2 separate regions of the Homo sapiens genome follow, and region 1 is linked to region 2. Evidence: chromatin loops called from intact Hi-C (ENCODE). Cell type or tissue: endothelial cell of umbilical vein. All regions are shown on one strand. Each heading gives the region's core, and the rest is flanking DNA. Links, peaks and the distances in the headings are about the cores only. Region 1 overlaps METTL8 (methyltransferase 8, tRNA N3-cytidine). Region 2 overlaps METTL8 (methyltransferase 8, tRNA N3-cytidine).

What was found. A loop is a pair of places that touch in the nucleus more often than their neighbours do. Peaks named below come from ENCODE experiments on the same cell type or tissue, not always from the same donor. Only the 100,000 strongest peaks of a DNase experiment are listed, where the experiment ranks them.
Region 1: a loop joins it to region 2, with 2.4 times the contacts of the local background. A loop is called at or near these places in 14 of 110 quality-filtered maps.

The regions. Positions count from the first base shown.
Region 1 is chr2:171,394,380-171,410,270 of GRCh38, reverse strand. All of the region lies in intron 1 of METTL8 (methyltransferase 8, tRNA N3-cytidine), which reads left to right. Among named protein-coding and RNA genes, the nearest start is that of METTL8, 32 kb to the left of the region's middle. RefSeq lists enhancers at 2,821-2,880, 3,708-3,807 and a silencer at 4,438-4,487. In endothelial cell of umbilical vein, for the core only: no CTCF peak of the experiment used is centred there; DNase peaks (open chromatin) are centred at 5,790 and 6,860; H3K27ac peaks cover 2,532 bases.
Region 2 is chr2:171,337,805-171,353,695 of GRCh38, reverse strand. METTL8 (methyltransferase 8, tRNA N3-cytidine) reads left to right here. Exons shown (of 10, transcript NM_001321154.2): 4 at 14,142-14,512. Among named protein-coding and RNA genes, the nearest start is that of METTL8, 88 kb to the left of the region's middle. RefSeq lists an enhancer at 6,400-6,449. In endothelial cell of umbilical vein, for the core only: no CTCF peak of the experiment used is centred there; DNase peaks (open chromatin) are centred at 5,965 and 7,205.

The sequences.
Region 1 (15,891 bases), core at 3,859-8,858, 57 kb before region 2:
TTAAAAAGCATGTGTGGACTAGCCTGGTTTCTTAATCACCATTTAAAATGTTCCTATAGAAAATGTGGTTCTGAGCTCTTAACAACTGTCTTACAAATGAGCGTAGGAATAAGACCGTTCATAGGTGAAAGATTACTAAGGTTTCTCTATATGATGTATTCCTTGGAGATTAAGAACATAATTAATATTCTCAATTATTCTTTAGCAGCTTGCTGTGACATTATTATTCATGGGCTTTTCTAAACCTTTCTTAAATTTATTGATTTTTTTAAGTTTATATAGTTTCCTGGGATAAGGTTTACTTCTTTGTGGGTGAGGAGTCTGGCTCTAGGTCGAAATTCCACATGTGATCTTTCCGGCCTGACCGTAGACAATTACAAGGCTCTGCCTGGAGGGCCTCATGGGGAGAAGCTGCCTTCCCCACACCATAGTTGGTGCACAGCTAGAACATTGCAGTTTCCTGGAGGGGCTGTAGTCTAGGAATCAGCCCCCTGCATTCCTAGCCCAGATGCCTCCATTCAGAGGACTTCCTTCCATTCCAGGCTCCCCTCTCTGCCCTGCCGCGTCCCTGACCACCTCCACCCCAGGGGTCCATTTAGAAAAGCGAGAGCCTTCTCCCACCCCTCCTTGACAGTAAGACAATTTCCCCATCTATGCCGTGTCTACTTGATCCTCACCCAGTGCTGCCATTCAGTGGGGGAGAAAGGAAAGCTGGGGAGCTAGCATTTCTTTTTGCCTCCCGCTTGCACTGTTGCAGAAAGTAAGACTTGATTGTTACTTTCATTTTAGCTTGTGGTCCTAACTGACTGCCTCAGTACCTGATTGCTAGACAGTGGGAGGTGGGAGGGTGTTCGTAATTATTTATTAATTTTATTTTGTGGGATTTTTTTTTCTGTTTTAGTTTTAAGAGGTGCCCCTTAGAAATGTTTCCGGAATTTGTTGAATAATAATTTGACTTTACATTTGTAAGGCACTATGTAGTTTATAATTTTCTTTGTAAGAACTTTGTGACTTAAGAATTCTCTCAATTTTACGAACGCACTGATAGGCGTAAGCAAAGTGACTTTCCCTAAAAAATCATGAACTGACAACAGACTTAATCTCAACTTCAAGTCCCGGCTTAGCCACCTATTAAGTGACTTGAACTTGGGACTAAGCCTGTTGTCGGTTCAGCCCTCTACTATACCATCCTGCTTCATTGGTAAATTAGTCTTTTGTCTTCTTGAAAAGTTGGGACTACTTAGGGCTGTTCAAATTAAGCAGCATCTTAGTGGAAGGCTTGATCCTGTGGTATTCACAAAGCCCTGTGGAAATTGTGAGGAGAGGCAGACTAATGATAACAGCAAATGGGTTAGCACTGATTGAACACTTACCACGCACCCAGCACTAAGCTACATGTGTTACCTCCCAGAAGCTTCCTATCTTTGGAAATAACCTTATTAGCCACATTTTATTAAAGAAATTGAGACTAGCGAAGTTAGGTATCATGCCAGAGGTTGTAAAACTAAGACAACCTCTGGTAGTGATACAGCCTGTGGTAGTAAGTGGCAGATCCTGAACCAACCTAGTCCATACCCTTCAGCGCCACCTGAAATTGCTTTCTGCAGAGAATTGAGATGACTCTGCCCTACTTAGGGATATTTCTGCTATTAAGGAGCAGTAAGAGTAGAATTCCCAGCAGCTGGTCACGGTGGCTCACACCTGTAATCCCAGCACTTTGGGAGGCCGAGGTGGGTGGATCACGTGAGATCGGGAGTTTGAGACCAACCTGACCAACATGGAGAAACCACATCTCTACTAAAAATAAAAAAAGCCAAGCGTGGTGGTGCATGCCTGTAATCCCAGCTACTCGGGAGGCTGAGGCAGGAGAATCACTTGAACTGGGGAGGCGGAGGTTGCGGTGAGCCAAAATCTTGCCATTGCACTCCAGCCTGGGGAACAAGAGTGAAACTCCATCTCAAAAAAAAAAAAAAACAAAAAAACTGTAGAATTCTCTGGAACAGAATTTTCTAATACTATTTCTAAATGCTGAGAAATAAATCTCTGTTTAAAGGAAAAATATTCTCAGGTCCCTCAGTTGACTTAAAATATTCTTACTATGTTGTTTATGAACACAAATCCAGGTATAAGCTCCTTGTACATAGAGCTCCTATTCAGCCACAAAATCAAAATAAGTACAAGTACAACCACAAAACCAATAAAACTCGAATTAACAGCGGTATAGTGTGACTGCTGATGTTTTACTGAAAATAAATTGCAACTCTCATTATAAAGAAGCTACTGACCATCATCATGCAGGTTCTTTTGACTTCAGCCCATCTGTGCTGTTGTGTGCTATGTGTCTTCCCAATTCCCTCACCACTTTTCTCTATTCAAAATACTGCAGAATCTTTTTACAGTGTGCTGTATACTCAGATGCATCATTTATGTATTACATCTGTGCTGCTTATTGCCAGCAAGATCATAAATGCAAACACAGACACTGAAATCAAGTAGCAGTTATACATGGCTCCTATTGAATTTTAGATTATTATCATAATAAAAATGCGATTTAAATAATTGTCATAGGACCTTGGTTGGACAAACCCTGTTTTAGCAGATGTGTCCAGTGGGGGACTGTTCCTGAAGAGCAAGGGATGGAGATCTATTATAATGACTTTCAGAAGATTAACATAAGATGGTGGACGGGAGTCCATGTTTTAGCTTTTGTCAATACTAAAAGCTTTCTCTTTCATAGGCATTTGTGGCCTTGTGGTTTTGGCCACACTGTAAGAGCCTCTCGTTCAAAGCAGTAGTTCCTTCTCATTGTTACAGTGTTTACTGTTTTTGTTACTAGGTGAGATGGGTTAAAAAAAAAACTTAGAAGGCCTCATTCCTAACCAGTACCTCCTATCTGTCTTCTCCCTCCCCTGTTTCTTTCCATTTCCCCCCCGCTTTTAGAGTCCGGGTCTTGCCCTGTCACCTAGGCATGATCAAGGCTCACTGCAGCCTCAAAATCCTGGGCTCAAGTGATCCTCCCACCTCAGCCTCCCAAGTTGCTGGGTCCCTCCCCTTGTTTCTTTTAAACCCAGACTCTAGCCACTTTAAGTCCATCAGCTCCTCCAATTCCTTCTACCCTCCTCTTCCCTCTCTATTATTTTTTTCCCAGTCAGCATGGGCTTACTCTGTGGTTACTAGTTATATTTTCCTTCACTTCCACCATCTTAAATCACCATTGCTTTCCATACTACAAGCCTAAATAGTCCTAATCCAGATCAAACCAAATATTTCGCCCCACAAACTAGGTAGTAGAGGAAATCAATAACTGCCCTATCAGTTAGGTTACTTTTGGTAGCAGATAACAGAAAACTCAGATGGCTTAAACAATTAAGAAATGTATTGGCTCGATAACTGAAAAAAAAAAAAGAGGAATTTAATCCAACTACTTAACAATGGGACTTATGAACCTCTTTTTAGCTTCCTAGTTTTCTTGCCTCATAGTTGGCTTCATCCTATATTTGTACCATGCATACCTAACGTTAGGCCCACTCATGGCTCCAAGGTGGCTTTTGTTATGGACTGCATTGTGTCCCCCTAAATTCATATGCTGAAGGCCTACCCCACAATGTGACTTTATTTAGAGATGGGCCTTTATGGAGGTAATAAAGATCAAGTGAGGTCTTAGGAGTGAGGCCCTAATTCAATAGAACTGGTGTCCTTATAAAAAGAGGAGAAGATATCTCTCCCTCTGCGAATGCACAGAGGCCATTGGAGGACACAATGAGAAGGTGGCTGTCTACAAGCCAGGAACCAAATCAGCCAGCACTTTGATATGGGACTTCTAGCCTCCAGACCTGTGAGAAAATAAAATTTCTGTTGTTTAAGCAACCTAGTCTATGATATTTTGTTGTGGCAGCCCAAGCTGACCAATATAGCTTTCAACAGCTTTGGGGCTGTTGAAAAAGCCCCTCTTTCATACATAACAGGTGCTTCCTCTTTCATACCTAATAGGTATTAAAAATTATCTTTGTTCCCAGATCTCTAGCAGTAAAACAGAAAGGTACTCTGTTGGACAGGTTTGGCCACATGCCCACTTCCTAACCAATCACTATGCCCAGAGGTATAGAAGTGTGCCGATTGGCTTAGCATAGGGTATATGTTCACCTCTGGCTTCAATCATGTCCACTCTGGCCTCTCAGAAAATGTACAGATTTCAAGTCCATGAGCTATGGGAAGTAGGGAGTGAATACTTGAGAGACAACCAATAAATAACCACTAATTTGAGCTGCATCTTTAGATAGGCAACTTATGTTCATTGACATTCTTTTATTCAAATGTTGTTAGTGTCCTTTCCCATTTTTTTTCTGTTCCTCCTTTTCTCATGCCCCCTACCTTACAGCCTCTTACTTCACGAAGAAGAGCTCATTGGGAAAGGAGTGTCTTAGCCATCTTCTCTTCTACTACAAACTCACCTGTTCTTACTCTTCAGAGCATAAAGTTGTTCTAGATACCTCACATAGCTGATGTGTTTTCTGTGTACTTATTTCCCCTTTCTTTGGCCTACTTATTCTCAAAACTTGTTTTGTCAGCAATTTTCTTTTTTCAGTATCTTCAGTCTTTGTGTGTGTGTGTTCTCTCATCCTACAATGATACTCAAGAATCTTTGCAGCTTAACAAATACCCTTCTTTCACCTACATGATCCCTCAAAATACAGCCCAACTTCTCTCCTTTTCTCTCCTCTGCCTGTCAGTCATCTACATTCATTACCTCCTTTACTCCAGTGACTTATATATTGATTAAACTGTTTTCTGCTGGCAGAGCCAGGTTTCAAATCACCTTGATAAAGGTCATCACTGATTTCCTACATTTCTAAAACCAATTGTTTATTTTTGGCTTCTTTTAATATTCTTTAGTATTGAGTCCCATAAACTAACCCCTCTTCTTCCTAAATATCAGTATTACCATTAGTTCCATCTGCCCTATTTTTTTTTCTTGATCAGTCCCTCTCGACTTCAGCCACCACCTGTAAAACCAGGACTTGATTCCCAGATACACATCTCTAGCACCTACCACTCACATGAATTCATTTCTAAGTACCTATTGGGGCTATCCATTTGAATATATTGTAGGATCCTTAAAGTTTGTCATGTGCAAATTGAACTCATTATCTTCCCTTCCCTACCTTCATCCCACCATTATCTAGCCTTTTTGCCTGTGTGTATGAACTCTGTTTTGAATACCATCAACATCTACTCAGCCATGCAAGCCAGAAACCTTGTCTCCTGTTTCACTGCACACAACTTTTACATCTAGTCATTGCAAGAAATTCATTGATTCTCCCTCTGAAGTGTGACTTGAATATGTGCCCTCGTTGATACTCATGGCCACTGTTTTCTTTAGCTGTCATGATCTAATAGTCTTAGTGTGTAGCCCTGGGCCTCTTTCTCTTCTCATTAATTCTGTATCTGAGTGGTTCTCAATCCTCAATGTACACCAAGATTGTATGGGGAGATTTTAAATGCTACACATGCCCTGGTCCCAGAACTTTGATTTTCATTGATCAGTCATCGGTAGTATAAGGCCATTATAATATATATAAATACATTTTGTAAGTCTTTATAATCTTTATAAATAATGTCTCCCATTATCCATGGTTTCACTTTCCATGGTTCATTTACCCACTGTCAACCATAGTCTGAAAATATTACATGGAAAATTCCAGAAATAAACAAGGCAGAAGTTTTAGACTGCATGCCATTCTGAATAGCATGATGAAGTGTCACACCATCTCACTCTGTCCTGCCCAGGAAGTGAATCACTCTTTTGTCCAGTGTATCCACTCTATAAATTCTAACTACCCGGTAGTCATCATCTGCTCCTGACAGCCAGCCATTGACACCGTCATGGCTCCATGATCCAGGATTACCTGAAGCAGCTGATCGTCCTTCAGATGTAGGTCAATAGTAGCTTAACACTATGTCACGATGCCTGCATCATTCACCTCACTGCATCTTATCACGTAGGCATTTTATCATCTCACATCAACACAGGAAGGGTTAATACAGTATAATAAGATATTTTGAGAGAGAGGGAGAGACTATATTCACATAACTTATTGTATATTGTTACAAGTGTTCTGTTTTATTAGTTATTGCTAATCTCTTAAGCCTAATTTGTAAGTTAAACTATCATATATATATATATATATATATATATATATATATATATATATATATATGAGAAAGCATAGTATGTATAGGGTTTGTTACTATTCACAGTTTCAGGCATCCACTAGGGATCTTGGAACCTATCCCCTGCAGACAGGATGAGGAGGGGACCACTGAACAGATCTCATCATCTTGCTCTCTTATTTAAAATTCTGTTTGTTGCATTGCCTATGAGAAAATATTCAAACTGCTTAATTTGGTGTACATGAAGATTCCTATCTGGCCTCTGCCTAACTTTCCAGCCTTATAACCACCTCCCCACCCCACCTGTCTGCCCCTCACATCATAGTCTGTAGTCATACAAAATTATTTTGTTTTACATTTTTAATTTTAGAACACTTTTAGATTTATGAAGAAATTGTGAAGTTAGTATAGAGAGGTTCCATATAGTCCATACCCCGTCTCCCTTGTTAGTAACAGATTCGTATGGTACATTTGTTACAGTTAATGAACCAATATTGATACATTATTGTTAACTAAAGTCCATATTTTATTCACATTTCCTTACTTTTTACCTAATGACTTTTTTGAGTTCCAGGATTCCATCCAGGATACCACATTACATGTAGTCATCGTGTCTCCTTATTTTGCTTGGCTCTGGCAGTTTCTCAGACTTTCTTTGTTTTTGATGACCTTGACAGTTTGGGGAGTATTAGTCATATTTTATAGAATGTCTGTCAACTGGGGTTTATCTGATAGTTTTCTTATGATTAGACTGAAGTTATGGGGGTTGGGGAAGAAGAACATAGAGGTAAAGTGCTGTTTTTGTCACATCATATCAAGAATACATGCTATCAGCACTATCACTGTTCGTGTTAACCTTGATCACCTGGCTGAGGAAGTCTTTGTGAAGTTACTCCGCTGCAGAGTTATTTTTCCCCCTTTCCACACTGAACTCTTTTAGAAAGAAGTCACTATGTGCTGCCCACACTTAATGAGGAGTTATGTTCCACTTCCTTAAGGGAAGAGTATTTATTTACATAAATTATTCAGGACTATTTGCATGGACGATTTCTCTCTTCTCCCTCATTTATTTGTTTATTTAATCATTTATATCAGTATGGATACATGGATATTTATTTTATACTTTGGGTTGTAATCCAAAACTACTTTTTATTTTGTTGCTCAGAGTATTCTAGCTTTGGCCATTGGCTACACGTTCAGTTGGCTCCTGTGTCCTTTTGACAATACCCTCAGCACTGTAGGTTTTTTTGGTTTTTCGGGTGTATGTGTGTGCACTTCCTTACTTTCTGGCACTATAAGATGCTCTAGGCTCATGTTATATTCTCTGCCTCAATCCTAGAATCAGCCAGTTCTCCAAGCAGCCATGGTTCTGTTTTATTAGAGAATGGTTAGAAACGAAGATCTGGGTACTGGGTGTGCTTGTTGCCACCGGGATGTGATGACTTCTAGGCCCTCTCAGATGACAGAGTAAGGAAATATATGTGTGTATACTAATGAATGTATACATACATATCTACAGATATTTCTATATATAACGTATGTATATTAAGCTAAATATGAGTGCATACAAATGACTCGCATTCTAAGTCATTACCATATAGATTATTCTAGCCTTTTCTTCTCCCTTGTTTGTAACCTCCCACTCCAACAATGAGAAACCTGGCTTCTGCCAAGTATCACCTACTTCCTAATTGTTCAATTCTGATTTCCTTGTATACTGATTTCAGAATTGTTAACCCTTTATCAACTAGAGTACAGTGCTTATTACCATTCCTATTGCCTTCAGTTTTATAGGCACCATTCATATCCAGAATTATTTAGGTCAGCACCTTTTTCTATATTATTTTTATTCTCTGAATATTCCATGTTTTCACACCTGTTTAATCTTTATTTGTGCTAATCCTCCTGCCTGAAATTCCCTGGCTTTTACCCTTCTCTCCGTGGAATGTTACTCATTCTTCTATACCCAGCACAAATATTGCCTCTACCAGAAAGCTTCTCAGAGCCACCACTAGTAGACTTAATCTTTCATTCCTCTGTGCTCCAATAGCATTTTGTACTTACCTTTACTATATATCATGTCAGGATTCTTTGTTTGCATCTCTTTCTTCTTCACTTAATGGTAATTCTTGAGAGCAGAAACCAAATGGATTTGTCTCTGAAATCCCAGGACTTAACAATAATACATATTACGTAACAGAAAACCTAATAGTGGCTAAAATACAAAAGGATTTACTTTTTTCACCTAGCAAGAAGTCAGAGATAGACTATCATTGGTTTACCTGTTCAATGATGCCATCAAGAATCCAGGCTTTTTTCCTTCTTCCGTACATAGAAGTCTAAATGTGAAATGCCAGGTAAATAAGTTAAAACCAATTTCATTCTGGCCCAGTATAATGTGTTTGGAGACAACGTCCAGAGAAATAAGAATAGTTCAGATATTTTGGATTGAGATGGCTTTGAGATGAGCTTACATTAAATCCCTTAGAGAAATAACTTCTGAGTCCCAGTTGCCTCTTTTTGTGTGAGTGAGTGTATCATGTAGCCACCATTCAGGGCAGTCATGGAGAACAAACGCTAAGCATGAAATTCCCATTTTGAAGCTGCAGAGTTACTGACGTCATAGTGTGATCAAAATGCTCTGCAAATACTTACTGTAATTATTGTTGTTGTTCTGTTCTTGCTAATAACCTTATTTATACCCTGAAATTATAATCATCCAAAGAAAGATTAAAACAAGATGCATGAGTTGCCTAAGCTGTTTGTCTGGCAGATGGTCACCCTCTGAGTTCGCTGAAATTGCCAGGGTTAATTGAAGCTTCAGTTTTCACTGCAGTGTAGTTGATACTTAAGTGTTTCTTACCTGTCAGCTTTTGCTCTCCAAAAAAGTACAACAGTAGCGCTTAATTTGTTCTCATTAATGCTAGCCTCTCAGGTAATGTTTAGTGCAACTTCATTCTAGATGATGTTTGCTTCCCAGCTTCCCAGCTGAGAAGAAATGCTAAACAGTTACAAAGGTGAAAACATGAACGTCTCACTAATTTACTTATTTAAAGGATACTCAGAACTCAGGAAACATTGAAGGGAAGTTAACTTTTACATGGTGGACTGGCATTTAGTGTATGGTTAATAGCAATTCCTCTCCCTGGGGTTGCAGTGAGCTGAGACAACTGGGAATCATCCTTGGGGAGTTTTACAAATAGTTTTTCCTAGAGCTAGCTAAGTGCTCCAAGGATAATCGTTATAGATTCACACAAACAGCAGTACTGTTTGCTCTATTTCTTTGGTGTTCCTCTAGTAGTATTAAAATGCAAGAAAGCAGTCTTAGGAACCATCTTAAAAAGCAATGGAACTAAGAAGCCGTTCTTTGCCTCTACTACTCAGCTCTGCAGAAGCAAACCGGTGAAAAGACGTGGGTGTTAAAATGTTACATTATTTAGGTGATGCAAGAGCCTTTTGTCTGCACCTTGAGGTTTGAGTACAGATTATACATATTGTTATGTATGGGTTCAGCACATATAGTAATATGACAAGCCAAATAAGAGAATGACTGTGCTTTCCTAAATCTGGGGACTGCTGACTACCAATGGCATTGCTTGCTATTTGATTAAGGCCCAAGAGAAAAACAGAGTTGAGAGATGAAGGGAGAGAAGGAATTCTGGGCCTCCTTAAATCAGTTACAACAAAATTAGCAACCCCATTAAAGACTGGGGAATCAGTAACATGATCCTTCTTGTATATGTGGTGTACAAAAGTAGAAGGCAAATGGGTGAATTATATGTATGTGAATAATAATGCTGTTCAAAAAAGCAAAAACAAAAACATCCAAAAAGGTAGAATGTGGATTCTTTAATTAGACTGCTTGGACTGGAATTGAATCTCTATCAATTTTTAGCTGGGTGACTTTAGGCCTGTTAGTTTACTTCGTCCTTTATAGGTTTTTTTCTTAAAATAGTACCCCTTGATAGGGAAATGGAAGCTAAATAAGATAATATACTGTATATAAGTGCTTAGGATAGGTCATCACACATGGTAAATATTTAACTTTTTTAAAAAAAAATGAAATTTACATGGAAGAGATATTGGAATTGGTGCTTTATTTCCTTTTATTTATTTATTTTTATTTTGAGATGAGGTCTCTCTATGTTGCCCAGGCTGATCTCAAACTCCTAGGCTCAAGCAATCCTCCTGCCTCAGCCTCCAAAAGTGCTGGGATTACAGGCATGAACCACTGTGCTCAGCCTTTACTTTCCAAAATATTTTTTCAATTTGCAAAATATACTATGGAGTCTTTCCTTTTATTAAAATCCTTCTTTAAAAAAAAGTATTACTCAAAACTATTGCTCCCCAAAAGCAAAATTTGCAGTTAAGAGGTATTTTGTCATGTGCATTACATACATTTTACCTATTCCTGTAGCATATGTTATAGTTTGTTGATATGGTCAGGCAGATGTATGAATCATTGTGAAAAGGATCCCATTTTAGTGGTAGGCAAAGCATCTAGCCAAAATTTGTAGCTGGGGAGAGATCTGCTCCCCATAAGTTGGCCTTCTGTATCAAGGCTGCTGCTTTTGCCACTATGCTCATTGTGGTGGTAGTCTGCTCAGGAAACTGGTAACTATTAAAACCACCTTCTCCTTGGCTTGTCATGGTTACTATGTATGCTGAACCCAAGTCCTTTTATACATTTGTTCTTTTCCTTACATTCTAAAATAGACACATACCTACCTACACCTAGAGCTGGCAGGAAGTCTGTCAGCTTTTCTTGGTATGCCTCTTTATACTTGGTAGCATAATAAATGCAATTTTTAATGACACTGTCAATCCAATACTTGAATGAGCTTCATTTCCTTTCTCGTCTGTTCCTTAGTGATTGCTTTAACCATTGCCTATTCATGACTGAGCCTTGGCATTAAGATCTCATAGGGGCATGGCCCTAAAGTCTTGCTTGTTCTGTTTCATTTTGGCCTTCTTAGGATTCAAGAGGAAGGACCTTCATAGGATGGTGAGCTGAAAATGGGAACCTGTGGGCAAAGTTGGTACAATATATACCTTTGATGTGACATTAATTTGAGTTAAGTGAAGGGTCAGGACCACGTTTTCAGATTTTTCACATAGTAAATTTTAAAAAACTGAAACACCTTATCAGGATTTGTGGAAATTTTTGTTGCCTTCTTCATACTTCATCCATTTCCAGAACTTTTTCATCTTCCCTAAATGAAACTCTTTATCTATTTATTTTTTACTTTTTTGGTATCTAGCTTCTCTTCTTTAATTGTATATATAAGGTACACAAGAAGATGTTTTAATGTACATATACACAGTGAAGTGGTTGCCATAGGCAAGCAGATTAACAATTGTATCTTCTCACATAGTTACCTTTGTGTGTATGTGTGGCAAGTGTACCTGAAATCTACTCTTTCAGCAAAAGTCCCAAATATAATACAATATTATTAACTGTAGTCCTCGTATTGTACATTAGATCTGTAGACGTGTTCATCCTACATATCTGCAACTTTGTATCCTTTGATCTACGTCTCCCCGTTTCCTCTCGCCCCTCCCCTATCCATTAAAAACTTAATTCCCCATTCCCCCTTCCCCAACCTCTGCCAAACACCACTCCACTTCCTGTCTCTATCGGTTTGACTACTCTAGGAACCTCATATAAGAGGAATCATACAATATCTATCCTTTTATGACTAGCTTATTTCACTTAGCATAATATCTTTAAGATTCATCCATGGTTGTACCATGTGTCAAAATTTCCTTTCTTTTTAAGGCTGGATAATGTTCCATTGTACATATATATGTATGTATGTATCACATTTTGTTTATCCATTTATCTTCAATGGACACGTGGGTTGCTTCTACCTTTTGTCTATTGTGAATGATGTTGCTATGAATATGGGTGTACAAATATCTCTTTGGTCTCTGCTTTCACTTCTTTTGGGTATATACCCAGAAGTAGAATTGCTGAATCATATGGTAATTGTATGTTTAATTTCTGAGGATTCACCATAATGTTTTTTCATAGCTGCTGTATCATTTTATGTTCCAATAGCAATGAATAAGGGCTCCAATTTCCTAATTTCTCCACATCCTCACCAATACTTGTTATATTCTGGGTTGTTGTTGCTGTTTTTAAATACCAGCCATCCTATTAGGTGTGCTGTTTGTTTTGATTTTAATTACAAATGTAATTAATAAATTTAGGGCTATTCAGATTTTCTCTTGTGTTATTTTGTTATTATTGGTAAGTTATGGTTTTCAAGGACTTTGTCCCATCTAATGAATGCAATAAAATTGTCCATAATATCCCAGTATTAGCTTTTCAATGTCTGTAAGGTCTGTGGTGATATCTCATTTTTCATTCCTATTATTGGAAGTTTGTGTTTTGTGAAACACATGTTTGATATCAGTCTTGCCAGAAGTTTATCAGTTTTATTAATCTTTCCAAAGAACTAACTTTTGACTTTGATTTTTCCCTGCTTTGCTCATTTTCCCTCCTTCCCTCTCTCTCTCTCTTTTTTTTTTTTTTTTTTTTTTGAGGCAGGGTTTTGCTCTGTCGCCCAGAATGCAGTGCAATAGCATGATCATAGTTCACTGCAGCCTTGAACTCCTGAACTCAAGTGATCCTCCCTCGTTGGCCTCCCAAGTAGCTGGGACTACAGGCACTGGCTAATTTTGTTTGTTTGAAGTTTTTTGTTGTTGTTGATGTTGTTTTTTTTTTTTTTTTTTTTTTTTTTTAGAGACAGGGTCTCACTATTTTGCCTAGGCTAGTCTCAAAGTCTTGGCCTCAAGCCATCTGCCCACCTTGACCTCCCTCCCAAAGCTCTGAGATTACAGACGTGAACTACCATGCCTGGCCCTGTTTTCTATTTCATTGCTTTCTGTTTTTATTTTTTATTATTTCCTTCTTTCTACTTACTTTGGGTCTAATTTATTCTTATTTTTCTAGCTTGTGAAGATAGAAGCTGAGGCCAGGCAAGATGGCTGATGCCTGTAATCCCAGCACTTTGGGAGGCTGAGGTGGGAGGATCCCTTGAGCCTAGGAGTTCAAGACTAGCCTGGGCAACATAGGGAGACCCTCTCTTAAAAAAAAAAAAAAAGTAGCCAGGTGTGGTGGTACATGCCTGTAGTACCAGCTACTTGGGAGGCCAAAGCAGGCCTATGAGCTATGATCGTGCCATTGCACTCTAGTCTGGGTGATAGAACAAGACCTTGTCTCAAAAAAGAAAAAAAAAAAAAGATAGAAGCTGAGATTATTGATTTGACATCTTTCTCTTTTGTAATAAAAATATGTAAAACTATAAATTTCTCTCTATACACTGCTTTAGTTGCATCCCATACATTTTGATATTTTCAGATTTTGTTATCATTCAGTTCAACATATTTTCTAATTTCTCTTCAGATTTGTTCTTTTACTCATAGGTTATTTATAGCTGTGTTGCTTAATTCCTTAACATTTGGAAATTTTTGTAGCTATCTTATTATTATTTTGAATTTGGATACAAAAGCAAGGATTGACAATATGCTGCCTATTAGAAAAGCACTGCCTATTAGAAAAGCACACAAATAGACTAAAATTTTTTTAAAAGATACACAGCATGCCATACATGACATTACATTAGACAATTGGTAGGGCTGTATTAATATCAGACAAAGTAGACCTCAAGAAAATGACTGTTACCAGAGATAAGAAGGGACATTTATTAATACAAGTTAATTCATCAAAATATTAACATTTAATATTATTATAGTCAAAAAGCACACTCTGTATGATTTTAATACTTTGGGATTTATTTTTATTTATTTATTTATTTATTTATTTATTCATTGAGACAGAGTCCCACTCTGTCACCCAGGCTGGAGTGCAGTGGCACAATCTCGGCTCACTGCAACCTCCGCCTCCTGGGTTCAAGTGATTCTTGTGCCTCAGCTGATTATAGGCACCCGCCACCATACCCAGCTAATTTTTTTTTGGATTTTTAGTAGAGATGGGGTTTCACCATGTTGGCCAGGCTGGTCTCAAACTCCTGACCTCAGGTGATCTGCCCGCCTCGGACTCCCAAAGTGCTGGTATTACAGGCATGAGCCACTGTGCCTGGCCAGCCAAATTTATCTATTTATTGAGACTTGTTTTATAGCCCAGCGTATGGTCTACCTTGGTGAATGTTCCATGTTCATTTGAAAAGAATGTGTATTCTTGCTATTGCTGTATGATGTTCTTTCTATAAATGTCATCTAGGTCAAGTTAATAATGTTCAAATCTTCTTTATCCTTTTTGATTTTTAGATAGCTTGTCGCTGGTTATTTTTCTATTTATTACTGGAAAAGGGTTGTTAAAATCTCCAAGTATTACTGTGAATTTGTTAAGTTCTCCTTTTAGAAAGTTCTGTCTTTTTGCTTTATTTATTTTACAGCTTTGTTATTAGGTACATGCATAGTTAAGACTGCTATGTTGTCTTGATGAATTGGCTTATTATCATTATTAAATGCCCCTCTTTATCTCTATAATAGTCTTTTCATTGAAGTCTACTTTGTCTATTAATATAGCCCCACCAGCTTTCTTATGCAGTGTTTGCATAGTATACCTTTTTTTACGTTAATCTATTTGTTTCTTTATATTTAAAGTGCTTGCCTTATAAACAGTATATTGCTGGGTCTTACTTTTTTTAATCCAAGTTAATAATCTGCTTTTTAATTGGAGCCCATTTATATTTATTGTAAGTATTGATATGGTTGGGTTTACATATGCTATCTTGGTATTTGTTTTCTATTTGTCCTATTTGTTTTTCATTCCTCTGTTCTTCCTTTCTTGCCTTCTTTTGGATGAATGGAATATTTTAAACTGTACCTCTTTGTGTTGTTTCAAATAAAAATACTACTTATTCACACAGTTTTGTTGTGCAATTATCTGAGTTAAACTGGTATTCAAATTAGAGTATGCCAAAAGAGAGCTAAGAGAAGGTACATAAAGGGATTGGGTCATTCTGGTGGCAGAAACCTACTTTTTCTACCACAATTTTATTTGGGGCTGGCCCTGCCCTTCTTTTCCCACAAAATTGAACCATGACCAGCAAACCTTAGGCTAACGTGGTAGTAATAATACAAAGCACATATTTGTTAATCATCGTAGTTAATTTAATTGGATAGCTACCTGTACATTGTCACATTCTTCTATCACTTCCTTCGCACTGCAAGGATCTTAATTAGGATCCACCCTGGAAAATATGAAGTAACTTCCATCCAATTAGATTTATGTCAGACAAATACCATTTTTATGTAATCAGTCAAACAATTCATGAGCAGCCTGGTGCTGCCTCTAGAAGCTTGCAATTTAAGTAAGAAGGCATTTATATAATTTTATTATGTATTTATATTATCTCCTATATACAGTTGTTATATATTTATGTAATAAGATAAATAGCAATGCAAGGCTGTGCATAACTGTTATAGATAAGCAAGTGAAATAAAGATGTTTGTGTGGTTAATTAAAGAAACAGCTGCCTAAGTAGGGAAATTGCCACATATTTAGACCCTGGCCACACCATGCTTTCTCCACAGACTAGCAGCCTGCAAGATTCACATTTCTCTGACATTTTCCTGAATTGCCTAATAATCCAATCTGGTTGTATCTTTTTGTCTCTGTCTACAGAGGCTCTTGGTCATTTATAGTGAGAGAAACTCTTACTTTTTTTTTTTCCCTCTTCTATATAT
Region 2 (15,891 bases), core at 3,891-8,890:
AATTCAACAAGAAGAGCTAACTATCCTGAATATATATGCACCCAATACAGGAGCACCCAAATTCATAAAGCAAGTCCTTAGAGACCTACAAAGAGACTCCCACACAGTAATAATGGAAGACTTTAACACCCCACTGTCAACATTAGACAGATCAATGAGACAGAAAGTTAACAACGATATCCAGAAATTGAACTCAGCTCTGCAGCAAGTGGACCTAATAGACATCTACAGAACTCTCCACCCCAGATCAACAGAACATACATTCTTCTCAGCACCACATCACACTTATTCCAAAATTGACCACATAGTTAGAAGTAAAGCACTCCTCGGCAAATGTAAAAGAACAGAAATTATAACAAACAGTCGCTCAGACCACAGTGCAATCAAACTAGAACTCAGGATTAAGAAACTCACCCAAACCACCCAACTACACGGAAACTGCACAAGCTGCTCCTGAGTGACTACTGGGTACATAATGAAATGAAGGCAGAAATAAAGATGTTCTTTGAAACCAATGAGAACAAAGATACAACATACCAGAATCTCTGGGACACATTTAAAGCAGTGTGTAGAGGGAAATTTATAGCACTAAAGGCCCACAAGAGAAAGCAGGAAAGATCTAAAATTGACACCCTAACATCACAATTAAAAGAACTAGAGAAGCAAGAGCAAACACATTCAAAAGCTAGCAGAAGGCAAGAAATAACTAAGATCAGAGCAGAACTGAAGGAGATAGAGACACAAAAAACCCTTCAAAAAATCAATGAATCCAGGAGCTGGTTTTTTGAAAAGATCAACAAAATTGATAGACCGCTAGCAAGACTAATAAAGAAGAAAAGAGAGAAGAATCAAACAGATGCAATAAAAAATGATAAAGGGGATATCACCACTGATCCCACAGAAATACAAACTACCATCAGAGTATACTGTAAACACCTCTATGCAAATAAACTAGAAAATCTAGAAGAAATGGATAAATTCCTGGACACTTATACCCTCTCAAGACTAAACCAGGAAGAAGTTGAATCCCTGAATAGACCAATAACAGGTTCTGAAATTGAGGCAATAATTAAGAGCCTACCAACCAAAAAAAGTCCAGGACCAGATGGATTCACAGCCGAATTCTACCAGAGGTACAAGGAGGAGCTGGTACCATTCCTTCTGAAACTATTCCAATCAATAGAAAAAGAGGGAATCCTCCCTAACTCATTTTATGAGGCCAGCATCATCCTGATACCAAAGCCTGGCAGAGACACAACAAAAAAAGAGAATTTTAGACCAATATCCCTGATCCCTGATGAACATTGATGTGAAAATCCTAAATAAAATACTGGCAAACTGAATCCAGGAGCACATCAAAAAGCTTATCCACCATGACCAAATGGGCTTCATCCCTGGGATGCAAGGCTGGTTCAACATACACAAATCCATAAACGTAATCCAACATATTAACAGAAGGAAAGATAAAAACCACATGATTATCTCAATGGATGCAGAAAAGGCCTTCAACAAAATTCAACAGCCCTTCTTGCTAAAACAACTCTCAATAAATTAGGTATTGATGGGACATATCTCAAAATAATAAGAGCTATTTATGACAAACTCACAGTCAATATCATACGTACGGGCAGAAACTGGAAGCATTCCCTTTGAAAACTGGCACAAAACAGGGATGTCCTCTCTCACCACTCTTACTCAACATAGTGTTGGAAGTTCTGGCCAGGGCAATCAGGCAAGAGAAAGAAAGGGAATTCAATTAGGAAAAGAGAAAGTCAAATTTTCCCTATTTGCAGATGACATGATTGTATATTTAGAAAACCCCATTGTCTCAGCCCAAAATCTCCTTAAGCTGATAAGCAACATCAGCAAAGTCTCAGGATACAAAATCAATGTGCAAAAATCACAAGCATTCCTATACACCAATAACAGACAAACAGAGAGCCAAATCATGAGTGAACTCCCATTCACAATTGCTTCAAAGAGAATAAAATACCTAGGAATCCAAATTACAAGGGATGTGAAGGACCTCTTCAAGGAGAACTACCAACCACTGCTCAACAAAATAAAAGAGGACACAAACAAATGGAAGAACATTCCATGCTCATGGATAGGAAGAATCAATAGCATGAAAATGGCCATACTGCCCAAGGTAATTTATAGATTCAATGCCATCCCCATCAAGCTGCCAATGACTTTCTTCACAGAATTGGAAAAAACTACTTGAAAGTTCATATGGAAACAAAAAAGAGCCCACATTGCCAAGTCAATCCTAAGCAAAAAGAGCAAACCTGGAGGCATCACGCTACCTGACTTCAAACTATACTACAAGCCTACAGTAACCAAAACAGCATGGTACTGGTACCAAAACAGAGATATAGACCAATGGAACAGAACAGAGCCCTCAGAAATAATACCACACATCTATAACCATCTGATCTTTGACAAACCTGACAAAAACAAGAAATGGGGAAAGGATTCCCTATTTAATAAATGGTGCTGGGAAAACTGGCTAGCCATATTAGAAAGCTGGAACTGGATCCCTTCCTTATACCTTATACAAAAATTAATTCAAGATGGATTAAAGACTTAAATGTTAGTCCTAAAACCATAAAAACCCTAGAAGAAAACCTAGGCAATACCATTCAGGACATAGGCATGGGCAAGGACTTCATGTCTAAAACACCAAAAGCAATGACAACAAAAGCCAAAGTTGACAAATGTGATCTAATTAAACTAAAGAGCTTCTGCACAGCAAAAGAAACTACCATCAGAGTGAACAGGCAACCTACAGAATGGGAGAAAATTTTTGCAATCTACCCATCTGACAAAGGGCTAATATCCAGAATCTGTGAAGAACTTAAACAAATTTACAAGAAAAAATCAAACAACCCCATCAAAAAGTGGGCAAAGGATATGAATAGACACTTCTCAAAAGAAGACATTTATGTAGCCAACAGACATATGAAAAAATGCTCATCATCACTGGCCGTCAGGGAAATGCAAATCAAAACCACAATGAGATACCATCTCACACCAGTTAGAATGGCAATCATTAAAAAGTCAGGAAACAGCAGGTGCTGGAGAGGATGTGGAGAAATAGGAACACTTTTAAACTGTCGGTGGGACTGTAAACTAGTTCAACCATTGTGGAAGATAGTGTGGCGATTCCTCAAGGATCTAGAACTAGAAATATCATTTGACCCAGTCATCCCATTACTGGGTATATACCCAAAGGATTATAAATCATGCTGCTATAAAGACACATGCACACGTATGTTTATTGTGGCACTATTCACAGTAGCAAAGACTTAGAACCAACCCAAATGTCCATCAGTGATAGACTGGATGAAGAAAATGTGGCACATATACACCGTGGAATACTATGCAGCTATAAAAAAGGATGAGTTCATGTCCTTTGTAGGGACGTGGATGAAGCTGGAAACCATCATTCTGAGCAAACTGTCGCGAGGACAGAAAAGCAAACACCACATATTCTCACTCATAGGTGGGAATTGAACAATGGGAACACTTGGACACAGGATGGGGAACATCACACACTGGGGCCTATTGTGGGGTGGCGGGAGTGGGGAGGGATAGCATTAGGAGATATACCTAATGTAAATGACGAGTTAATGGGTGCAGCACACCAACATGGCACAAGTATACATGTGTAACAAACTTGCATGTTGTGCACATGTACCTTAGAACTTAAAGTATAACAATAATAAAAGAAAAGACAAATATTTAGGTTGATGGATATACCAGTTACACTGATTAGAAGGTATTAAATTATCACATGTACTCTGAAAATATTTATATCTATTATATATCAATAAAAATAAATAAATGTTTTATAAACCTGACAATGACAGGCATTGACAAGGCTTTGGAGAAATTGGAGCCCTTGTGTATTGTTGGTAAGATTGTAAAATGGTGTGGCTACTATGGAAAACAGTATGGAAGTTCCTAAAAAAATAAAAAATAGAACTGCCATATGACCCAGCAATCCCACCTCTGGGTTATATGCAAAAGATTTGAAAGCAAAGTCTCAAAGAGACATTTGCACACCTATGTTCATAGCAGCACTATTCACAATAGGCAAAAGGTGGAAGTACCCTAAAATGCCCATCATCAGATGAATGGTTAAAACAAATGTGGTATATACATAAAATGGAATCGTGTTCTGGCTTAAAAAGGAAAGAAATCCTGTCACATACTACAACATGGATGGACCTTGAGGACGTGATGCTAAGTGAAATAAGCCACCACAAAAAGACAGATACTGTATGATTCCACTTATTTGAGACATCTAAAGTAGTCAGATTCATAGAACGAAAAATGGTGGTTGCCAAGGGCTCGGGAAATGGGGGAAATATTAAGAAAATTTAGGACAATTGCCTCTTAATCCTACTGTTCTAACATAATTGTTTTTAGCTCATCATTTAGAACTTTTACCCAATGTGTATATAATTTTAAGCAGTTGTAATTATAATACATATATAATTTGGGGATCTACTTTTTTAACCTCATGTTATTTCATAAAAGGGGGAGTTGTCATTTAATTGGTATGTAGTTAATAGTTTAGCAAGATAAAAACATCCTGGAGGTCTGTTTCACAACAATATGAATATACTCAACAGTACTGAACTATACATTTTAAAATAGTTAAGATGTTAAATTTTACATTATGTGGTTTGTAATCACAATTTTTTTAAAAAGCACACTACAAACAAAAGAACTTGGCCTGCATCATCCTCATTGCACAGCTGGGAACCCACAGACACTTTACCCAACTCTTATATTCTCTCTATAGGACTTTCTGCCTTATTTTTCTTAAAATGATTTCTCCCTTAGAACATGTTGGTTCTTTTTTTTTCTTTTTAAAAATAGTTTATAAAATAGACACAGAAATTTATACAACTCATCAATGAATTCTCGCATAGTTCAATGAATTTTCACGAAGTTAACACACCTATGTAAACATCAACCATATCAAGAAACAGAATATTACTATTAATCCAGAAGCTTCCATGTGCTTCTTCCCAATTACAGTACTCCCCCTGATCCCTGACCCCACTAATCCCACAAATAGTGGCCCATAAGAGCCACTATTCTGGCTTCTAATACAATAGATTAGTTTTGCCAGAACAACTTGGTTCTGGTTATCATTTTTTGGTCACTCTTGTGGCAACATCAGTGTAACCGTTAGATGAAGCAAGGGTCAGCAAACTAGTCTATGGTCGAAATCCAGCCTGCTGCCTGTTTTTGTGAATAAAGTTTATTGGAACACAGACACACTCATTTGTTGACATACTGTCTATGGTCACTTTTGAGCTATAGTCACAGTGTTGAGTAGTTGCAACAAAGACTGCTGCAGCTGGCCCACAGAGACTAAAATACTATCTGGCCCATTACAGAAAAAGGTTTCCAACCCCTGAGATTGAATTTTGTTTCTAGATTGATCAGCTGTCCTGGAACTCCCCAGGGAAAGATGTTAGCATTCCTCTGTGTAAACCAAGTATAAGGAAGATCACTAATCCCACTGGTAGTTAACTATTGTTCTGGTGACTTTAGTCTACAAATTGAGGCCAAAGTTTGAAGCAACAGTAGTTGGGGAGCCTAAGCTAATGAGACTGCCCTCATTAGCTGCCCTTACCTAGTGAAGAGGGCAGTGCCTACCTATCTTATCTTCTGGTATCACTTGCTATTCCGTAGAGCCAGTTCTCCATCCTCCTCCTAAGCTCCTTATTGTATCCTGGAGAGTGGACAGAAATGAAGAGCACCTGATCCACAATGACATCATTCTATTTTTATGAGCTTCAACCACGAAGTCTTTGAGGGGAATATGGCCAGAGAGTATTAGGGTTGGATTCGAGGGTGCATACCAGTGGCAGTACTGCTTACAAATCAGCCAATATTGCATTCCTTTGCAGGAACTCTGTCACACTGTTTCTGAAGAAGTATAACTGTGCTTCTTTGCCAGCAGCTGCACAGACATATTTTCCACATTACTCAAGCTTCTGCTGGTGGCCACCTGGATGTGACAGACAGAGTCAAGCCTAAACTGAATTAAAAGTTGTCAGCCATCTTAATTCATTTCCAGGAAGTTAAAAATTATCCACAATATATTTCCTGATAATATGAAAAACCAAGGATTTTTTTGCCCTATTTTGAATATTTCCATTTAGAACATAAATAGATGAGCAGTGCTGATAGTGTTCCCTTAAAGTCGTTTGTATGTGGCTGCCTATTTTGTCCTATTTATGTTAACAATGAACTTGGTGAAGCTAATGAGAAGGTTATTTTAGGGCCTTGGAAACCGCAGTAAAGGAAAATGACAGTTCCCATAGAACCGTACGTAGTGTGACTGAAATAGAAAGGTGGTGACTGGCCTCTCTCTGTAGAAGCAGGAAAGGCAGGCAGGAGAGGGTTGATGATACCACTTTGAAGCATTTGATTTGCTTATTAGTATGTCCAGTCTCTTTCTGTGCAAGTTTTCTGACTGCTGCAGAGACACAGAACAAAAAATTCCATTTCAAAATGACTCAAAGAGATAAAGGCTTCTGCTAGGTCCCTTCTGCATCCCCTCTGTAACACTTCAGTGTGATGGGCTTTATACCTGTCAGGGGACCACTGCAGGGAGAAGGAACACATTATGGGGGTGACCATCTTATCACACGTAAGCAAGGGCACACAGAGCAATAACTGAGGCTACCCGGAGGGTGGTAAAGGAAGAATACTTTTGTTCTGAGGAACCATGTTGAGTGGCAGGACGTTACAGTGAGAGCCATCCAGCGCAATTTCTGTAGGGATCACAGACGTGCCAGTCTGCAGCACCCTGGGTGAGGCTTCAGGTTTGATATTTAATGTCTCTGATGAATATGGGTCAAGGTAAATAGATTGTTTAAAAGCTCTACTTTCAAACACTGAGACCCCAGAGGAAGCAGTGACCTGGCTCTTCGGCAAGTGCCTCTGTGAACCACCATCTTTTCTTATCTAGGAGAGTCCTAAATCTTTGAAAGAGCCAGTGTTCTCCCATCACAGAGTATTCTATATGCAGATTATTATACAGCAGGAGCACTGTTTACTGATCTTATCTCACTTTATTTTAATGCAACTGGGAGGAAGTACTGGTTGTTCTCCCATGCTGGCCAACTCTCTGGCACATTTCTTTTGGTCTCTGTGTGTCTCAGGCTCTCCTGTCACTCCCATTTCCCATTTCTCACATATTGTCTCAGCTGTTGGTGAGAACTGAAGTCAGGAAACACTCTCACAATCTGAAAGTAAGAAATTATGCATCACAAATAATAGTCTTGCTGCAGGATGGTTGACATTTCATTTTTGTGATTAAAATGTATATGGCATCTGGGACCGGATGTGGTGGCTCACACCTGTAATCCCAACACTTTGGGAGGCCAAGGTGGAAGGATCTCTTGAGCCCAGGAATTTGAGACCAGCCTGAGCAACAGTCAGACCCCATCTCTACAAAAAATTTAAAAGTTAACCAGGCGTGGTTGTGCGTGCTTGTAGTCCTAGCTACTTGGGAGGCTGAGATGGGAGGATCACTTGAGCCCAGGAGGTCAAGGCTGCACTGAGCTGTGATTGCACCACTGCACTCCAGGCTGGGCACAGAGTAAGCCCCTGTCTCAAAAAACAAAAACAAAAACAAAAAAACTATAGATCCAGGCCCTCATTTCTTTCAATAAGATTGCCCAGATTAATGATTTTTAATTCCACATTTCCTTTTTGTAATTTATTTTCAATTTTACTATAGCTCAAATTTATTTTAAAAGCAAGTTAATTCAGAGAAATGAAAGATACATTTGGCAATTTTTGAGTTAACATAATTATATTTTATAATTTCCTAAAAAACATCTCCAGTGTGTCATATCTCAGTTATTTAGCAAATGTAATGAGTCTTTTAAATGGAATAACAAAAGCAGCTGCTATTTTTACTTTAAAATATCCTGTAATTAACTATCTACCTATGGAAAGTTATCTATGTCAAGCAAAAGAATGAGTCTCACTATACTTTACTTTGTGAATACCTTACCATTGAGAAAATGTTCTATGTGAAAAAAATATATAGAGAGAGTAGCTAAAAGTTTTATGCTTATAAATTTAGGTTATTTGTTTATAAGTTGGCTTTGCTTGTTTAAAATTTTATGCAGTGCTCTTAGAAACATACTTTTAATTTCATAGTTTTTAAGAGTTTTCTTTTATTAGACAATGAATTTTCTCACTGATGTGTGGAAATTTCCAACTTTGAGAGCTCAGGTATTTGCGTAATTGATGTGCAAAAATAACTTTAAATTGCTTTTTATTACATGGAAACTTAGAATAAATTTTCATAATTCATATTAATCATATTATATATGTCATACATAAATGGTTTAATTCAATTTCTTAGTTGTGATGTTGAGTGTGATTCAGAATGAATTCTGAATATTTAAGGATGGTTAGCGTGCATATTCCTTCTTTCCCTCAGCAATATTGAATTTAATAAGTGAATAATTGAGAAGTTGCTTCATTGGGCTGTAGTTAAACAGATCGCTACATCCCTCTTACTGCCACTGGCATAAAGCAGTTAACTCTGAATCACCAACCTAGGAAAGAAAAAAAATTTTCCTCCAAGAAAAATTTGTCATTAATACACCTGTTTAGAAAGTCAGTTAAACAAGATGAAGACAGGGCAGATTTCTCCACGCTATATTATTTTATCATTCCTGACCTGCCTTACCAGCAGCTTGATACTGAATTTTTTACTCATGGTCAGAGCAGTAATTCCTCCAATTCCCCTGTTAACACAGATACTCTTGCAGTTCAGGAAATTAAATCATACACTGAAGGTGTTTGTTGTCTCATAATCATAATTATGATGATTGACCAAGCTGTGGGGTCTCAGAAGCTCTCACACATTACTGGGAACTATGGAGTTGCCAGCATTGATTGGAGAAGCTGCTGAAAGCCAAATTCCAGACACTGGTGCTGCTTCTCTGTTTTGTTTCTGTCCCACAAACCCATATATTCTCATAGAGCATTTAATGTTCCTATTGCTCATCATTTCATCATATAACTGCATGGTTTATATTTCTTATAATTTAAAGTATGCAGTTTAATTAATTATGTATTTCTGATCTGTCTTAATGAAGGGTAACTCCAATCAGCATTATTTTTACAATGTAGTTACACTGATTGTAAGCCACACTGAGGTTTTAATTTCAACTTGATACTTCATAATTGAGAAGAAAGTATGAATCAGAAAAGCAGAGATGATTTTCAGGGGGTTCATATTGACTTTGTGTTCGGGAGGCAGTGTAGTGTAATGGGTGAGAGCGTGGGCTTTAGAGTTTAGCAGACTTAGGCTAGGTCTTGACTCTGTTCTTTCTGGCTGGGTGACCTTGGGGAAATTCTTTATTTCCTCTGACATTGAATTTCTTTCTCTGCAAATTGGAATAATAAAATCTATCTGAGAGATACTGCTAGGATTAAATGGGGGAAAAATCCAAGTAAAGCATTTGACATAGTGCGTAGCCCATAATAAACACGTAATATGTGTTATTCTTGTCATTTTTAATGCTACTATTATTGGTATAATTTATGTAATTATCTGATTTCTTTTCTCCTAATTCCTGAGTGGGAAATAGTTGGAAAAGGCTTGAAAATAGGTATATTAGCAAACCCTGACTATTGCCTTCTAATATTACATAGGCTAGAGTTGAATTTAGATGCTTGACATGTTTGGTTTCTGAACCAGATTGCAGTCACGTCACTACAGATTCATTTTCTCTTTAAATTGTAAAAATTAAAACAGTAGTACAGACTCATGTTTAAAACGGCAATCTGATCCAAGATTTTGTAGTCTGTAGAACTGATAATGTTTAATGTTCTCCATAAATTCATGGCGCTTAATAGGAAAGTACACAGAATTTTTAGAGCTTAAACAGACTTTAGAGATACTACTCTAATTCAAACCTTTCATCAAATGAGGAAATTCTGTAGGCAATTTGAATGAAGAATTCAGCTAAGATTCTTTAATCTTTGTGTAAGAAGTAGATACAGCTTTGCAAAAGAAAGAGCTACCTAATAATGATTAAATTGTTATCATTGCTTCAAATTTTCAACTTATTGTTATGAATGACTATAAAATAAATTTTAGAGCTGCCATCAATGTATATACTATTCTGTGTATTTTCTCTTAATATTATTTTCCTTTATTATTTTATTTTTTATATTTATTTATTTATTTATTTATTGAGATGGAGTTTCACTCCTGTTGCCCAGGCTGGAGTGCAATGGCACGATCGCAGCTCACCGCAACCTCCGCCTCCCGGGTTCAAGCAATTCTCCTGCCTCAGCCTCCTGAGTAGCTGGGATTACAGGCATGTACCACCACACCCGGCTAATTTTGTAGTTTTAGTAGAGATGGGGTTTCTCCATGTTGGTCAGGCCGGTCTCGAGCTCCTGACCTCAGGTGATCTGCCCTCCCTGGCCTCCCAAAGTGCCGGTATTGTAGGCATGAGCCATCATGCCCCGCTTATTATCTTTTATTTTTAAATTGCTACATAAGGTTACCCTGTTTGAACTGCATGGTTTGCTTGCTCATTCCCATGTTGTTGGGCATTTGAGTTTTCCCCACTTTTTCCTAATATAAATAGAACTGCTATACACACATTTTTTTTTTAAGTAGAGACAGGGTCTTGCTTTGTTGTCCAGGCTCATCTTGAATTCCTAGCCTCAAGTGGTCCTCCTGCCTGGGCCTTCCAATGTTGGGATTACAGGCATGAGCCACCTCGCCTGGCCGCTATGCACATCTTTTATTAGGTTACTCCCCTGTACTTCCCCCACCCCACTTAATTCCTAGAGGAATATTCCCACAAATTAATCAAGATATAGTAGTATTACAGTACATTCTAGTTACTGGTAATTGGGCTCAAACACACTTCACAAGTAGCTTGATATTGTAAACTCAAATACTAGAGATTTCACTAAATATAAGTCTTCTTAGATGGCTGCTTTTTGTTAGGCAGAAAATCTTTTACCTGCATGGAATGAGTTACAAAGAGAGTTTTTTTTTTTTAAGGTAAAGGAAGAAGAGAAAGCTTGAGAAGACCCTGGAGAAATTTGACTCTTTTATAATTTCTCCTGAGTCTGATTTTCAGAGTGTCATTTTGTTTTCTTACATAGTATATCAGGCACACTCCAATTTTTAAAAGTGGAGATACACCAAAATTATTGAAAAAGAAGGAAAATAGAGATAGAAATATTTAAAAGACAAATATATAGTTTCAGATCAACCATAAATAGGTTTCTTTCCATTAGTGCAGAGGTGAGTATGTTTTGGACTTAATATCACATAATTCTTTTGTTACAAAGATCCACTTTCATTTCTCAGACCTTAAATACAGATGGGAGTTTCAGTCTTTATAGCATTCCTGCTGCCAGATACAATTCAGCCTTGATGGGAAGGAAGTCTTGTGGCCAGATGGGTGGAGATCCACGGTACAAGGCCATAAAGATAAAATTGGAAAGAAGAAAATTATAAGGGCCTCAGGACAGGGTTCTGTAACAAAGATGAACCTGATTACAGGCAACTGCTTGTTCTGAGAGTAGGGGCTTCTTTAAAATTGTGAAGGAAATGCATCTCTTATTTTTATTTTTAGTTTAATTTATTTTTGGAATGTATAGTAAATTCACATGGATCAAAATTCAAATGAAAATTCTCCTTCCAACTGTGGTCCCCAGCCACTCCTTTCCTCTCCCTAGAGGCAACCAGTATTACTGATTATGTGATTATCCTTCTAGAAGTATTTTGTACCTTCTACAAGTGTGTGTGTGTGTGTGTGTGTGTGTGTGTGTGTACATGAATATTTCTATGTAACCATACATGCGTATTTTCTTCTTATTTTAATGAGTGGTTACAGAATATAGACACTGTTATATACCTTGCTTTTTCACCTAACACCAAATCTTGGAAATTATTCTGTATTCCTAGAAAGAAAGCTTTTGCACTTTTAAAATGGCATGCGTCTACAGTAGGTTAAAGTAATTCCTAATGCGTGGATTAGGCCTATTACATAATAGCACTCAAGAAATTGTTACTGCCTGTAGCACTGCCCAAGAACACGGAAAAAAAAAAAGGGAAAAAAAAGGAACGTGCCAGGCGCAGTAGCTCACGCCTGTAATCCCAGCACTTTGGGAGGTGGAGGCAGGCAGATCACTTGAGGTCAGGAGTTTGAGACCAGCTTGGCCCACATGGTGAAACCCTGTCTCTACTAAAAATATAAAATAAATAAATAAATAAAAGACATGTTTGTTGAATAAATGAGGGAGAGAGTGGGTTACTTTATTAATTTTTTTTTTTTTTTGAGACGGAGTCTTGCTCTATGGCCCAGGCTGGAGTGCAATGGCGTGATCTCGGCTCACTGCAACCTCCGCCTCCCAGGTTCAAGTGATTCTCCTGTCTCAGCCTCCTGAGTAGCTGGGATTACAGGCGCCTGCCACCACACCTGGCTAATTTTTGTATTTTTAGTAGAGATGGGGTTTCACCATGTTGGTCAGGCTGGTCTTGAACTCCTGACCTCGTGATCCGCCCGCCTCGGCCTCCCAAAGTGCTGGGATTACAGGCATGAGCCATCGTGCCCGGCCCTTACTTTATTAATTTAAGGAGCAAATAGGAAGAGGCAGAAAGCGAAGAATTACCTGAAGCTCTGAGACTATTGACCTAACCCTGACCACAGGATGACATCATAAAATGCATATTTGTTTTAAGAGCATCAGAAATTTTCTTTAAGGCTTCATCTTGGGAGATGTCAGTAGGAAGAGATGCCTTGGAGGTTGGGGGAAGAATGGAGTTACGGGATGGCCTCCAGATTCCAAAAGTCAGGAGACATGGCCATGGATTCACTGTGATGGGGCTCTAGGACTTGGAACAAGTGGATTTAGGTCCTTTCTTCAAATGCAAAAAGGGAGGTTGGAGTAAATTGTTCCAATGGACCCTTTTAGCTCTTAAATTATGTTGTTTATAATTTTGAAATTTCCTGTCTGATCACCAATTTGCATTTATGCTGAAATTGTATTTGTAAATACATTAAAAATAAGGTGTCCTTTCTTTTATTTGTTTATTTATTAATTTTTGAGACAGGGTCTCACTCTGTCTCACTGCTCCAGGCTCTTTTTTTTTTTTTTTTTTTTTTTGAGACAACTCACTCTGTTGCCCAGGCTGGAGTGCAATGGCGTGTTCTCTGCTCACTGCAAATTTCTCCTCCCGGGTTCAAGCATTTCTCCTGCCTCAGCCTCCTGAGGAGCCGCGATTACAGGTGTCTGCCACCACACCCAGCTAATTTTTATTTTTTTAGTAGAGATGGAGTTTCAACATGTTGGCCAGGCTGGTCTTGAACTCCTTACCTCAAGTGTCCATCTGCCTCATCCTCCCAAAGTGCTGGGATTACAGGTATGAGCCACCGTGCCCAGCCCTCATTCTTTTTTTTTTTTTTTGAGACAGAGTTTCACTCTTGTTGCCCAGGCTGGAGCACAATGGTGCAATCTCACCTCACTGCAACCTCCACCTCCCAGGTTCAAGCAATTCTCCTGCCTCAGCCTCCTGAGTAGCTGGAATTACAGGCACCTGCCACCACCTCCGGCTAACTTTTTGTATTTTTAGTAGAGATGGGGTTTCACTATGTTGGCCAGGCTGGTCTCGAACTCCTGACCTCGTGATCCACCCGCTTCAGCCTCCCAAAGTGCTGGGATTACAGGCATGAGCCACCGCGCCTGGACCTTTCTTTAAGATAATAAAAAACCACACAGCTTATTGGTAACAATGTGATTGTTAAGATAAAATTAGAAAGTTGTTTGCAGTGATTATATTTCTCACAAAAATTGGCTAAACTATTAAGATAAAAGCAGATTCACAGGGGTAGGACTAAATATCCCACATTTTGACACATTTTGAGAGAATTAAAGCTCTGTAGTTTCAACCTTTTATCAGATAGATTAAAATATTATAATATTAAAGTTATTCATTTGTAAATATAATTGTTATAAATGATAATGTATATGTTTAACAATTATCAAGACAGTAGCTAATAGTAAATATAATTCGTAGTAAAATAAATCTTTCTTTTTCCTCTTTATTTTAGTTAAGTATGAGAGAGAAGCTAGTAAATACTGGGACACATTTTACAAGATTCATAAGAATAAGTTTTTCAAGGATCGTAATTGGCTGTTGAGGGAATTTCCTGAAATTCTTCCAGTTGATCAAAAACCTGAAGAGAAGGCGAGAGAATCATCATGGGATCATGTAAAAACTAGTGCTACAAATCGTTTCTCAAGAATGCACTGTCCTACTGTGCCTGATGAAAAAAATCATTATGAGAAAAGTTCTGGTTCTTCAGAAGGTCAAAGCAAAACAGAATCTGATTTTTCCAACCTAGACTCTGAAAAACACAAAAAAGGACCTATGGAGACTGGATTGTTTCCTGGTAGCAATGCCACTTTCAGGATACTAGAGGTATTGTGCTCAAGGGACAAAAATGGGAGGTGACAAATAATTTGAAAATGTACATTCTGTATTATTTTATTAAAAATCCAGATTTTTTTTGGTGGAAAACTATCAAATGTAAATAAGCATTCAGTGTACTTCTGTGCATAAATAATATCTAAGGGACTCATGTCTTTAATCAGTCAAGTTTTAAGTTTGTGGTTTAAATCTGGTTTTGCTGGTTTTTAAAAAAAAAAAAATTGTCTGTTTTCATTTTAATCTGAGGGCAGTTTTAAGTACCAATGAAGCTTTGGCCTTAATTTTTACTCTCTTTGTTATTACCCCTTTTTAGATGAAATAGAAATAAGTGAGATATATAATTTGCTATAATCTGGTGTAGACCTTGGTTTTCTATTTTTAAAACTAAACCCTGTCTTTCTTATTTTAAAGGCAATGTATATTGATTATAGAAAATTTGCTAACAAGGAGATAATTTATCACCAATCCTACAAACAAAGGATTTCACCACTGTTAACATTTTAGTGACCTTTTTCTTCTTTTTTTTTTTTTTTTGAGACAGACTTTTGTTCTTGTTGCCCGGGCTAGAGTATAGTGGCGCCATCTCAGCTCACTGCAGCTTCTGCCTCCCGGGTTCAAGCAATTCTCCTGCCTCAGTCTCCTGAGTAGCTGGGATTACAGGCGCCTGCCACCACACCCAGCTAATTTTTTTGTATTTTTAGTAGAGACAGGGTTTCGCCACGTTGGCCAGGCTGGTTTTGAACTCCTGGCCTCAGGTGATCCGCCCGCCTCAGCCTCCTAAAGTGCTGGGATTACAGGCATGAGCCACTGTGCCTGGCTGACCTTTTTCTTCTTTTATTACTGTACATGTATTCTAAGTTTTGTTTGTTTCTATTTAACATGGCATCATAAGCAGTTTTCACTATCTTTAAAAATTCTCTGTAAATATTTTGATGGCTACAAAATATTTTACTATGTGGAGTACTATAATTTTACTTATCTATTTTCACACTACTGGGCATTTTAATTGTTTTCAGATTTTCTGAAGCAAACATTTTGGGTATAGCCTTTACCTGCATTTTCTTTTATTGTTTTAGGTTAGATTTTCTAGTTCATAATTTATGAAGATTTTTAATACTTTTAAAACATATTGCCCACTTGCTTTCTAAGAAGTTGTACTAATACCATTCCATGACAGTGTATGTCTGTTTCATCACACCCTCATTGATTGAAGTATTATTTTAATGTTTTCCACTTTGTTAGACAAAAATTGTACCTTGTTTTAATATGCGTTTCTTTGATGACTAAGTAGGTCACATACTTCAAATGTTTAGAATCATTTGTACTTCTTTTTTGTTCTGTCCATTTATTTTCTCTGCTTATCTGTTTTT